Regions from separate parts of the Homo sapiens genome. Here region 2 is linked to region 1. The links are chromatin contacts, found by Hi-C or POLR2A ChIA-PET in ENCODE. All regions are on one chromosome and are shown on one strand. Each heading gives the region's core, a stretch centred on a gene start or an enhancer-like site at or near the end of the contact. The rest is flanking DNA. Distances are from core to core; before and after follow the strand shown. Region 1 holds the start of REXO1 (RNA exonuclease 1 homolog). Region 2 holds the start of PWWP3A (PWWP domain containing 3A, DNA repair factor).

What was found. Hi-C counts contacts between places; a loop is a spot of excess contacts on that map. ChIA-PET counts read pairs that join two places held with the same protein, here RNA polymerase II (POLR2A). Pooled maps may share reads with other maps.
Region 2: a loop to region 1 is called in a pooled map, with 4 times the contacts of the local background. The contact joins the promoter of PWWP3A here to the promoter of REXO1 in region 1. A Hi-C loop is called at or near these places in 4 of 50 pooled maps. POLR2A ChIA-PET finds 5 or more read pairs at or near these places in 2 of 52 experiments (H1 and WTC11).

The regions. Positions count from the first base shown.
Region 1 is chr19:1,844,841-1,850,620 of GRCh38, forward strand. REXO1 (RNA exonuclease 1 homolog) reads right to left here and starts at 3,643. Exons shown (of 16, transcript NM_020695.4): 1 at 3,362-3,643. The coding sequence starts at 3,518. RefSeq lists a silencer at 3,371-3,840 and enhancers at 3,861-4,010, 4,031-4,110.
Region 2 is chr19:1,352,060-1,357,839 of GRCh38, forward strand. PWWP3A (PWWP domain containing 3A, DNA repair factor) reads left to right here and starts at 2,900. Exons shown (of 14, transcript NM_001369789.1): 1 at 2,900-3,076; 2 at 4,265-4,390; 3 at 4,950-5,035. The coding sequence starts at 4,334. RefSeq lists silencers at 2,559-2,658, 2,644-2,804, 2,689-2,978, 3,039-3,108 and an enhancer at 2,701-3,586.

The DNA.
Region 1 (5,780 bases), core at 2,393-4,892:
CACTAGCATCCCCTCAACGTGGTGCCCTCAGCCTCTGCCTCCCTCAGGAGAAGCATCATCTGGGAGCACGTTCCTGCCGGAGCTGTGAAGCCCTGAGCTGGGGCCCACCGCACCTCTGGAGAGCCCTGGACTTTCCTGCAATCCTCCCCGGAAGGGTTCCCTCTCCTGGAAGACAGTGTCCTGCCTCTCAGTAGGACACAGACTCCCTGAGACACCACAGGGAGTGCGGGGCAGTGGGCAGAGGCCTGGGTTCTGAGGTCAGATGGGAGGAAGGTGGGATCTAGCCCTGCCCACTCCACATAGACAACCGAGGCCCCTCACCTACCACCAGGCTGCAGCCAAGGCCCAGGCAGCAGAGAGCGGCCACTGGGGGGATAGTAACGCTCATTCCCAACTCACAAGGCTGGGATAGAACGTGCCCCTCTAGGCCGGGGATGCACATCCCTGCGTCCCAGGGCTACACGGTGCCCGCCGTAAGGGCTGCTGGACCATCCCTCCAAGCCACCCTGGGCAGGTCCAGCCGGCTCTGAAATGGCTGTGCAGCCCAGCGCGGTGCTTCACGCCTGTCATCCCAGCACTTCAGGAGGCTGAGGAGAGAGGATCGCTTGAGTCCAGGAGCTCAAGACCAGCATGGGCAACAAAGTGAGACCCCGTCTCGGCAAAAATTTTAAACATTAGCGAGGTGTGATGTCACATGCCTGTGGTCTCAGCTAGTCAGGAGGCTGAGCCAGGTGGATCCCTTGAGTCCAGGAGGTCGAGGCTGCAGTAAGCTGTGATCGCACCACTGCACTCCAGCCTGGGTGATAAAGTGAGACCCTGTCTCAAAAATTAATTCATTAAATAAAATGGCTGAGCAGGTCCAGGGATAAGAGCCCAGAAGGAAACCTGAGTCCTTCAGCAGTGCTGCTCAAGGTCGCCAATGACCCGCTGAGCCTGTGACCCAGGGCCCAGGAGCACCAGCCACCTTCCTGTTCCCGTCGCAGCTCCGCCAAGCCTCCCAACCCTGCCTGCCTTGGTGCCCTCATCAGATGCCCTCTCCTTCTCCCAGAGGCCCTGGAGGCTCCAGCCCTGCCCTGGCCAGGTGGTAGTATGGGCAAAACACGTTCCTCGATAAGCCTCCGTTTCCCCACCGGCAGCAAATAGCTCACAGGGTCACCATGCAGCGCGTGTCCAGCACAGAGCATGGCCCCACAGGTGCTCCAGGGCTAGCTGAGGGCTTTTCACCTGAACCTCTGTCCACTCTCAATCCTGGGAGGCCAGCGTTCCTGTCTATCTCCTCTCTGGAGGCCGCTGCCCTGTGCACCCTAAAATCCCCTTGAGAAGACATGGCAAAGGCTAGATCACGCCAGCCTCTTCAAATCTCATAGGAAACTGGGTGTGTGTAAATCTGGAGGTGTGGACATGGGACATGCATCCCCCCCTGTCCTCAGAGGGCAGCCTGATGAACATGTCACGGAGGCGGAAACAGAGGGTCAGAGAAACCTCACCGCAAGGAAGATGGATCCTGCCTTCTGCGGGGGGAGGCAGTCTTCTACCAGACAGTAACAAGAAGCCCTACCACCCCACCAGAGATGGGAAAAGGAGTTCATTCTCACCAGCAAAAGGGAAATGCAGACACGCCATGGTAAGAGGCAGGCAGCTGCCTTTTTCCCATAGGAACGGGGGGCAGACAGGAAGACGACATCACCAAAGGGACCCTCAAAAATAAGCCTTTGGGAAACAAATGAGCCATTTGGGATGCAGACAGATATCATAAGCCTGACTTGCGCCGGGTGCAGTAGCTCACACCTGTAACCCCAGCACTTTGGGAGGCCGAAGCAGGAGGTCGGCTCGAGGCCAGGAGTTTTGAGACAAGCCTGGACAACATAGCGAGACCCTATCTCCACGAAAACATACAAAGTTAGCCAGGCTTGGTGGCACCCGCCGCCCATAGTCCCAGCTACTCAGGAGGTTCAGGCAGGAGGATCCCTTGAGCCCAGGAGGTCGAGGCCTCAAAGAGCTGTGATCGCACCACTGCACTCCAGCCTGGACTATAGAGTGAGACCCTGTCTCTAAAAATAGGGTTAAAATGAGCATCGTGAGTCTGGTGTCACAGCCTCCGAGAAGCCTCTCCCACGCGTTGCCTTCTTCACCAACTCCCAGCCCCCGCCAAAGCCGGCTGCGTGCTCCCAGGACATCACGACCTATGCTACGGGATCTGTAGGCACAGCTGTCGGCAGGTCCCTGAGAGCACAGCCGGCATCGTACGCAGCTCTGAATCCCCCGCCTCAAACACAGCGAAGACGCTGGGCTGTGGGGAGCTGACAAGTGATTGCTTGCATCTGTCCACCTGCAAACAACCGCCCACAGGTGCAGGTGTCCCAAGCACACTTATCAGGGAAATCAGAAAAAAATGCTACCTTTTCTGGCAAAACAGGAAAATAAACCTATTCTTAAATCCTAGAGAAGATGTTTCTCTTTTGCAGGAAAAGGTTCTGAGCTGAGACTGTTTCATGGTTAAAGTAAAAACAGTGCTTGAAACTCACGCCCAATGAGGAAATCTGGGACGAAGGAAGTCAGGGGCTGGGTGAAGCAGAGAGCCACTATCAAGGGACAGAGGTAACAGGGGAGTCTGAATGACATCACACTCGATAACCCTCCCTCCACGACTTTCCTTGCGATGTCCCTCTTTTTCTCCAATCCAAATCCCACATCTCCTCCAAGAAACGCTGCCATGACGATGAAAACCACCATGACGCTGTGAGGTGGAGTCCACCAACGTCCTCTGCCCGACCAAAAGCATGGAATTCCTCGGAGCCCACTCGAGTAAGCTTTGACTTCCTCCCTGCCAGTCATGCTGGACACAGGGCTCGACAAACACAAGAGACGATCCTCGGACCATCCTAACTCAACGACTGGAGACTGAGGTGGCCGCTGCCAGAGGCGCGGCCGGAGGAAACGTCATGGAAATAAACAAGGGCGGCCACAAGCACATGGGGTCCGGGAAGCGGCGGGCGCCAATCAGGGGCAGGAGGAGTCCAGGACCTGCCTAGCGCCGGCCGCGCCCGTCTCCCGAGCCCCCTTGTGTCAGGCCCGGTGCCCGGTACTCAACATGCGCTCGCACTCCGCCCTCTAGACAGCCCTGGCAGGACGCGTCCTCCTAGTTGACATTTCACACTCGTGAAGACGAAGGCTTAGGGACATCTAGTGCTTTGCACCGGGTCCCAGGGTGGGTGGTTCCGGTCCCGACTGGGAAAACCGTCGCCCGCGAACGTGTGGGGAGGAGGCTGGGCCGAGAACGGGGACCCCGGGCGGGACCGGGGTGGGGTCCAGACCCGGGCAGGGGAGCCGAGCCCAAGGCAAGCAGGCGGGCGGGCATTACCTGCTGCGGGGGGCGCCTCTCCGCCGTCACCGGGCGCGCCGGAGCCCCGGGCCCCGCGGTGCCGGAAGTGGCAGTAGGGCCGCCGGCAGGGCCCCCCGGGCGCCCCAGACCAATAGGGGCAGTCAATGGCCCGGAAGAAGCCAGTGGAGCGTAGCATGGTCCGTCCCGCGGCGGGGCCCCGGCCCGGAGCCGCCCGGGCCCCAGGGCCCCCTCACTGGCGCCGCGGTCGCCGCCGCCCGCGCCTCACGGACCCCGCCGCCGCCATCTTGCTCCGAGGCCCCCGGAGGCCCTCGGGACGCCGCCGCAAGGGACCCCGGGAGGGGCTGCCCGCAGCGCGCCTGCTCAGAAACGCCTGCTCCTGCGCGACCAAGGCTGGTGACGGACCCCTGGGCCGGGACAGACGGCCGCGGGAGGAAGTAAGGAGGGCAGGGGCTGCCCTGCCTGCGGTCTCCGGGAGCCTCGCCAGCGCCGCCGCCCGACCTTCGGCGGCTGTAGCGGCGCCATCTTGAGCCCCAGGCCCCTGCGGCGCCAGGGCTGTCCACGGCGCGCCTGACCAAAAAAGCCCCGCGGGGCCCGCTATTACTCATTTGCATATTATTTCCTTTCGTTAGCATATCACCTTAAGGCGCCCTCTGCTGGACGAGGAGAGTTCTGCGGGGAGGTGGCCTTAAACCTGGGCCAGGTGAAACTCATGGTTGAATTACTCCGTTCACAGTCTTTAAAAATCCCCTCGCCCTGGTATACAGCTGGCTCTCAAGAAACGCCTTAATCTCCCCAACCTCGACTCTTGTCATCAGTCTAATGACCAGGTCCACGTTCACTCATTTGTTCAACAAATATTGAGCGCCTACTGTATACCAGCTAGAGGGTGCATTTTAACAGACAAACGAGGAACAAGGCTGGGATGGGGCAACTCTGTAGTCTGGTGGAGTAGGCCCACGTCTTAATGGGAAGTTTAACCTGGTGCATTTTGGTGGGATTGTAAAATAGTGCCACTGCTATGTAAAACAAAAAACCCAAAAAGTTTGTTTTTAAGAGACAGGGTCTTGCTCTGTCACCCAGGCTGGAGAGCAGTGGTGCGATCACGGCTCACTGCAGCCTCGACTTCCCTGGCTCAGGTGATTCTCCCACCTCAGCCTCCCGAGTAGCTAAAACCACAGGTGTGCACCATCATGCCTGGCTAATTTTTTGTATTTTGTGTAGAGATGGAAAAAGTTAAACAGAATTACCCTATGAGCAACTCTATTCCTGGGTATACACCCAAAAAGAATAGAAAGCAAAGTCTTAGGTCGGGCACAGTGGCTCATGTCTGTAATCCCAACACTCTGGGAGGCTGAGGCGGGTGGATCACTTGAGCCCAGGATTTCAAGACCAGCTTGGCCAATATGGCAAAACCCTGTCCTACTAAAAATACAAAAATTAGCTGGGCGCGATGGCTCACGCCTGTAATCCCAGCTCTTTGGGAGGCCGAGGAGGGAAGATCAACCGAGGTCAGGAGTTTGAGACCAGCCTGGCCAAGATGGCGAAACCCCACCTCTATTAAAAATACAAAAATTAGCTGGGCGTGGTGGCGGGCGCCTGTAGTCCCAACTACTTGGGAGGCTGAAGCAGGAGAATCACTTGAACCTGGGAAGCGGAGGTTGCAGTGAGCCAAGATTGCACCACTGCACTCCAGCCTGGGTGACAGAGTGACAGTCCGTCTCAAATAACAATACAATGGTTAAGATGACAAATTTTATGTTATGTGCATGTGATTTTACCACAATTATAAATAAATGACAGGATGCAATGATGAGGGGACGTGGGTTGGGATGGGTCATGGGCGACTCTGCAGAGGACCTGATCTAATCTCAAAGCTGTCCTATCATGGGCAGTGGAGGCGTAGACTCCCTGTCATGGCTCCTGATGATGCGTGAGAGATGAACTCTCATTTATGCGATTGCTCCATCCGTGCCGGCTGGTGTCGGTCATTCATTCAGCAAATAGTTACTGAGCACCTACTGTGTGCCACAAAATGCTAGAAACATCCATAAGCAGAGCAGAGAACCCCACTCTGGTGGAGGTGATGGTGTAGGCAGGGAGGCCGACAATGAACACAGCAATAAGTGAGACAGCCTGAAGCCAGGTGGAAAGTGCTTTGAGAACAGAAACAGGAGAAGAGCCTGGACTGGGCACAGGGCTGGTCTGGGTGATTCTATGGGGAAGGCGGGATTTGTGCGGTTTTACAGAAAATTAGGGGCCAGGCATGGTGCCTCTCGCCTGTAATCCCAGCACTTTGGGAGGCTGAGGCAGGCAGATCACTTGAGGTCAGGAGTTCGAGACCAGCCTGACTAACATGGTGAAACCCCATCTCTACTAAAATTACAAAAATTAGCTGGGTGTGGTGGCCCATGCCTGTAATCCCAGCTACTCGGGAGGC
Region 2 (5,780 bases), core at 1,650-4,149, 490 kb before region 1:
AGGCCAGGCACGGTGGCTCACGCCTGTCATCCTAGCGTTTTTGGGAGGTCGAGGTGGGTGGATTATGAGGTCAGGAGTTCGAGACCAGCCTGGCCAACATGGTGAAACCGTCTCTACTAAAAATACAAAAAGTAGGCGGGTGTGGTGGCGTGTGCCTGTAATCCCAGCTACTGGGGAGGCTGAGGCAGGAGAATGGCTTGAACCTGGGAGGTATAGGTTGCAGCGAGCCGAGATTGCACCAGTGCACTCCAGCCTGGGCAACAAGAGCAAGACTCTGTCTCTAAAACAAATTAAAAAAATATACCTCATTTGAGCTCATAGGAGCTTTGAACTCCTGGGCTCAAGGAATCCTCCCATCTTGGCCTCCCAAAGTGTTGGGATTACAGGCGTGAGCTGTTGCCACGCTGTGTTTTGTTTTGTTTTGTTTTTGAGACAGGGTCTTGCTTTGTCATGTGGAGTGCAGTGGTGCAATCACGGTTCACTGCAGCCTCGACCTCCCAGACTCACGCAATCCTCCTGCCTCAGCCTCCTGGGTAGCTGGGACTACAGGTGTGCATCACCATGCCTGGCTAATTCTTTTTTGTTTTTGTACAGGCAGGGTCTCACTATGTTGCCCAGGCCTGTCTCCAACTCCTGGGCTCATGTGATCCTCCCATCTCAGCCTCCCAAAGCACCTCCCAAAGCACAGGCGGGAGCCACCGCACTGGGCCCCACTCCTCCTGAGGCAGAGGCTTGGATCTGGCACAGCACCCCTTCTGCTGTATTCCCTGGGCTGAAGCAGGTCACACGCCAGCCCAGGATTTTTTCTTTTTTCTTTTTGAGACAGAGTCAGTCTTGCTCTGTCACCCACATTGGAGTACACTGACGCGATCTCAGCTCACTGCAACCTCCGCCTCCTGGGTTCAAGAGATTTTCTTGCCTCAGCCTCCCAAATAGCTGGGATTACAGGTGCACACTACCACGCTCAGCCAATTTTTGTATTTTTAGTAGCGATGGGGGTTTCTCTATATTGGCCAGGCTGGTCTCGAACTCCTGACCTCAGGCGATATGTCTGCCTTGACCTCCCAAAGTGCTGGGATTACAGGCCTGAGCCACCGCCAGCTCAGATTTAACGTGAGAGGATATCAGAGACATAGTTCTTGCCAACCACCCACAGACCACCACCCCCATTTTATAGACAAACTGAGACGGCTGAGCAAGGTGGATCCTACCTGTGATCCCAGCACTTTGGGGAGCCGAGGTGGGAGGATCACTTGAGCCCAAAAGGTCGAAACCAGCCTGGCCAGCATAGCAAGACCCTCTCTCTACAAAAAATAAAAATCTTAGCCAGCCATGGTGGTGCGCACTGTGGTCCCAGCTACTCCGGAGGCTAAGGTGGAAGGATCATTTGAGCCTGGGAGGTTGAGGCTGCAGTGAGCTATGACTGGGCCGCTGCACTCCAGCCTGGGCCACAGAGCCAAACTTCGACTCAAAAATGTAAATAAAAATAAAAAACAAGTGAAAGGTGAACATTCTCAACTTGATAAAGGAAAAAAAATCAGTCGCTGAGGTTGCTGGGATCGACCGAAGACACAAACCTTCTATTCCCGCAAATGTGAGAAGGAAAAAGAAGTTAGAGCCGGCTTTGCTGTCGCCCCTTCCCCTTGAAGAGTCGGGGCCAGTGCGTGACGAATGCTGCTGTAAGTCTTTTAATTTTTTCCTTTTTTGAGACGAAGTCCCACTCTGTTGCCCAGGCTGGAGTGCAGTGGCGCGATCTCCCCTTACTGCAAGTTCCGCCTCCCGGGTTCAAGCGATTCTCCTGCCTCAGCCTCCTGAATAGTTGGGATTACAGGCATCGCCACCACGCCCGGCTAATTTTTCTATTTGTAGTAAAGACGGGGTTTCACCATGTTGGCAATGCTGGTCTCGATCTCCTGACCTCATGTGATCTGCCCGCCTCGGCCTCCTGCTGGGATTACAGGAGTGAGCCTGTATCTTTTTTATAGAGATGGGGTCTCGCCATGTTGCCCAGGCTGGTCTCCAATCCTTGGGCTTAAAGGATCTGCCAATTCGGCCTCCTTTGCTTTTAAAGAACTGTGGGGGCTGGCGAGGTGGCTCAGGCCTGTAATCCCAATACTTTGGGAGGCCGAGGCAGGCCGATCACCTGAGGTCAGGAGCTTGAGAGCAGCCTGATCAACATTTAGTATTCTCTACTAAAAATACAAAAATTAGCCGGGTGGGGTGGCGCGCACCTGTAATCCCAGCAGGAGGAGGCTGCAGTGAGCTGAGCTCGCGCCACTGCACTCCAGCCTGGGTGACAGAGCGAGACTCCGTCTGAAAAAAAATCAAAAACCGCTCAGGGAAAGGCCTGACACTGATGGAGCGACCGCTCCGGGGCTCCCGCCACCCGCGGCTGTTTCCGGTGCCCCCCGGGGTCTTGGGACCCTCCCAAGGTGGGTCCTGCTCTAGTTCAGAAGCTTATGACGCCTTTGCGGGGATGCCTGGCTTTGGGATCGGTTGGGATCTGCTGGAATTGGGTCCGTGGCGCGCAGCTCCCGGGCTGGGAGGTGCCGTAGGACCTGGAAGATTCTCGAAAGTTCTGGAAGGTTCTCTCAGGGATCGCCGCGGGCGGGGGAGCCTGTTTTCCCACCGAGACCCGCGAGGGCGGTGTCCGGGGTCTGACTGCAGGACAAAGGGCCGGGAGCGCGGGAGGGCGGCGCCCGGGAGCGGCCACACATGCCCCGCCAACCGGTCTCCTCAGGCAGCACTCCCGGGAAAAAGGGGTAGACGCGCGGCGGAAGGGGCGGGGCCGGCGCGCGGCCGTGGACGCCGGAGAGGGCGAGGCCGGCGCTCCTTGGGAGCGCGCGCGTCCCATTGGGCAGCGGGCGGAAGGGGGCGGAGCTTGGCGCCGCCGCGAGGCAAGCCCCGCCCCCGGCCCCGCGGGGAGCGGCGGCGGCGGCGGCGGCGGCGGTGGCGGAGGCGGTGAGCGCGGGCGGCGCGGACGGCAGCGGTTGGCGGGCGGGTCCTCCGCTGTTGCGGCCGCTGCGGCCTCCTTGCCCGGGCTTGGGGCGCCGCGCTGGGGAAAGCCGGGGGCCCGGTGAGCCCGCGGGATGCGTCCCCTCGGTTCCGCCGGGCGGGGCTGAGGCGAGGAGGCCGGGCCTGGGGGGAGGGGGGGCCCCGGCCTAGAGACTCCTCCGGGAGCGCCCGGTCCCTACCGCCGTGGGTCCCCCACTCTGCCCGGACCCCCTTTTCCGCCCCTGGCGCCGTGGGCCCCTCACTTTGCCTGGACTCCTTTTCCCGTCCCTGCCGCCCGGACCCCATCTCTTGCTTGGACCCGCTCCCCCATCCTTGCTGCCTGGACCCCTATCTCCTTCCCTGGATCCCCCTCACGTCTGCCGTGAACCCCATCTCTTGCCTGGACCCCCATCTGCTTCCCTGGATTCCCCACCCCCAACCGTGAAATCCCCCATCCCTGCCACCTGGACCCTCCGCTCCACCTCCTCCGTGAGCCCTCGTTCTTGCTCCCTGAGCCCCCCCGCTTCTGCTGTGACCCCCTTCTCTGTTGCCTGAATCCCCCGTTCCTGCAAGCCGCAACCCTTCCTCCGCCATGAAATCTTGTCCCTGCTGCCTGGACCCCTACTTCTGCTGCTGCTGTGATCCCCTCTCTTGCTGGAAACGCCACCCCTACCTCTGCTGGGAACCTCCTCTTCCCTGCTGCGGGGACGCCCCCCTCCGTTGTTGCTAAATTCCACCCCCACCCCCAAACCTCCTTTTCATTTCTGTCAACAGCCAAGCCAGTCCTTCCCATTGATGCTGTGAACGGTCTGCAGCTGTCCCCGTTCTTTCAGGGACATGGCAGCCAAAAGAGCAGTCGTTTTTCCGCTCTTATTTTTGTGTGTGTGCTGTGGTCAACTGTTAACTCCCCAAATTGGGGAGGGTTGTGAGCTTTGATTGTGTAAAATGCCTCTCCTGCCGAGGTCGGAGGCAGGTCTTCCGCACGGAGATGATTTATTCAGGAGCCTTTTAAAACTGATCTAGATAGAACCTTTGGGAGGGACTGTGCTGTATTTTATTTATGAAAAAATGCAGGCGCCTCCCTGGATACCGAGCCCCGTCGTTTCTGTTTGTCAGTCTGCTTTTTGGCATTGAGCATCTCAATGCAAGATTGTGGAATTAAACCATCTACTTGAGGCTAAGTCGAGCTAACCTTTGCCCCTGAGGGCTGTGTCTGCGTTAACATCGCCAGCAAACAGTTGTATAAACCACCGTGCAAATTTCGTTCCAGGACACATTGGCGTGAGACCTGGGAGTACGTTGTGCCAAATCATTGCCACTTGCCACATGAGTGTAAATGATGGCGGATGCCAAGTATGTCCTCTGCCGATGGGAAAAGCGATTATGGCCTGCGAAGGTGACAGCCATTATTCTGTAACTTCAGGACTTAGAAATGACTTTCGGGTGACAAGTAAAATCTTGATCAGGAGATACCTAGGATTTGCTTCAGTGAAATAATTGAGCCAGAACACGGTTGGCACTGATTCTCGTTCCCCATTTAATGGGGTTTTGGTCTAGTGCTTCCAAGGTTACACTTCCAGAAATGTCTTTTTTTTTTCACACTAAAAAAAAAAAAAGAATCAGCTGTAAAAAGGCATGTAAGGCTGTAACTCAAGGAAAGATCTGGCAAGCAGCCCTGTGATAGTAAATTATGGTCGTGTTCAGGGAATGCTTTCCAGCAATTCAGTAGACAGTGCTCAGCTGCAATGCAAAAGCCCAGGTCCTTGTCTTTGTCTGCCACTGGCCTCTCATGCCTCAGTTTCCCCATCTGTGAAACAATGGGGATTGGACCAAATATCTGAAATCCCATGGTTATAGGCCTTCAGGATTACCTGCTGCATTTGTGCTAAAGTTTGCCACTGTTTCTCACTGTCAGCTGTTGTAATAACAAGGATTTTCTTTTGTTTTAAATGTAGGTTTTGGCCCGAACCGCGACTTCAACAAAAAATAAGAGAAGAAAGGAATATTTTCTAGCTGTGCAAATCCTCTCTCTAGAGGAAAAGTTAAGTGTTGTGTTGTTTTAATACTGTTTTTTCCCGTGTAGATTTCTGATACTTCAATCCCCTACTCCCCCAAAACAGTTGAAGCCCAGCCCACTCTTAATGGGCTTATTCACCATTTGTGTAATTCATTAATGCTCATAATAACCTCATGAGAAAGCAACTAGTTTGATTTTATGTCAGTTTGGAAGCTGAAGATCCAAACGAGGCATTCTGTGAGATCTATGGAGAGATTGGTACAAACACTGAATACATGTAAATTATACTCAGGGTAGACCCTATTTGTGGTTAAAATAGGGATATTTCCTTTTTTTTTTTTTTTTTTGACTGTTTCTTAATCAGTGCCATGCCAGGAAAATAGGGATGTTTCCTTCCCAGAGATCTGTGTGTCTTTTTTCAGAAACGTCTGTGACAGGCCCATCAATTTTGAAATATTTGGTTTTTGAGCCTGTCACTCTAAACCAGCGTTTAACGTTCAAAAGGCAAATAACTGATGACCAGGCGGCACATTGTTCTGCTCCGTGAGTGTCTGGCACTGGGAAAGGTGTAGATTGTCTAGAATGACAGCAATTCCGACGCCCCAGTCAGTCCTGCGTGATTGTGGCGAGGGCGCGTCTGGCACCGGGAAGGTGTAGATCATCTAGAATGACGGCGATTCCGACGCCCCGGTCAGTCCTGCGTGATTGGCGAGGGTGCATCTGTCGTGAGAATTCCCAGTTCTGAAGAGAGCAAGGAGACTGATCCCGC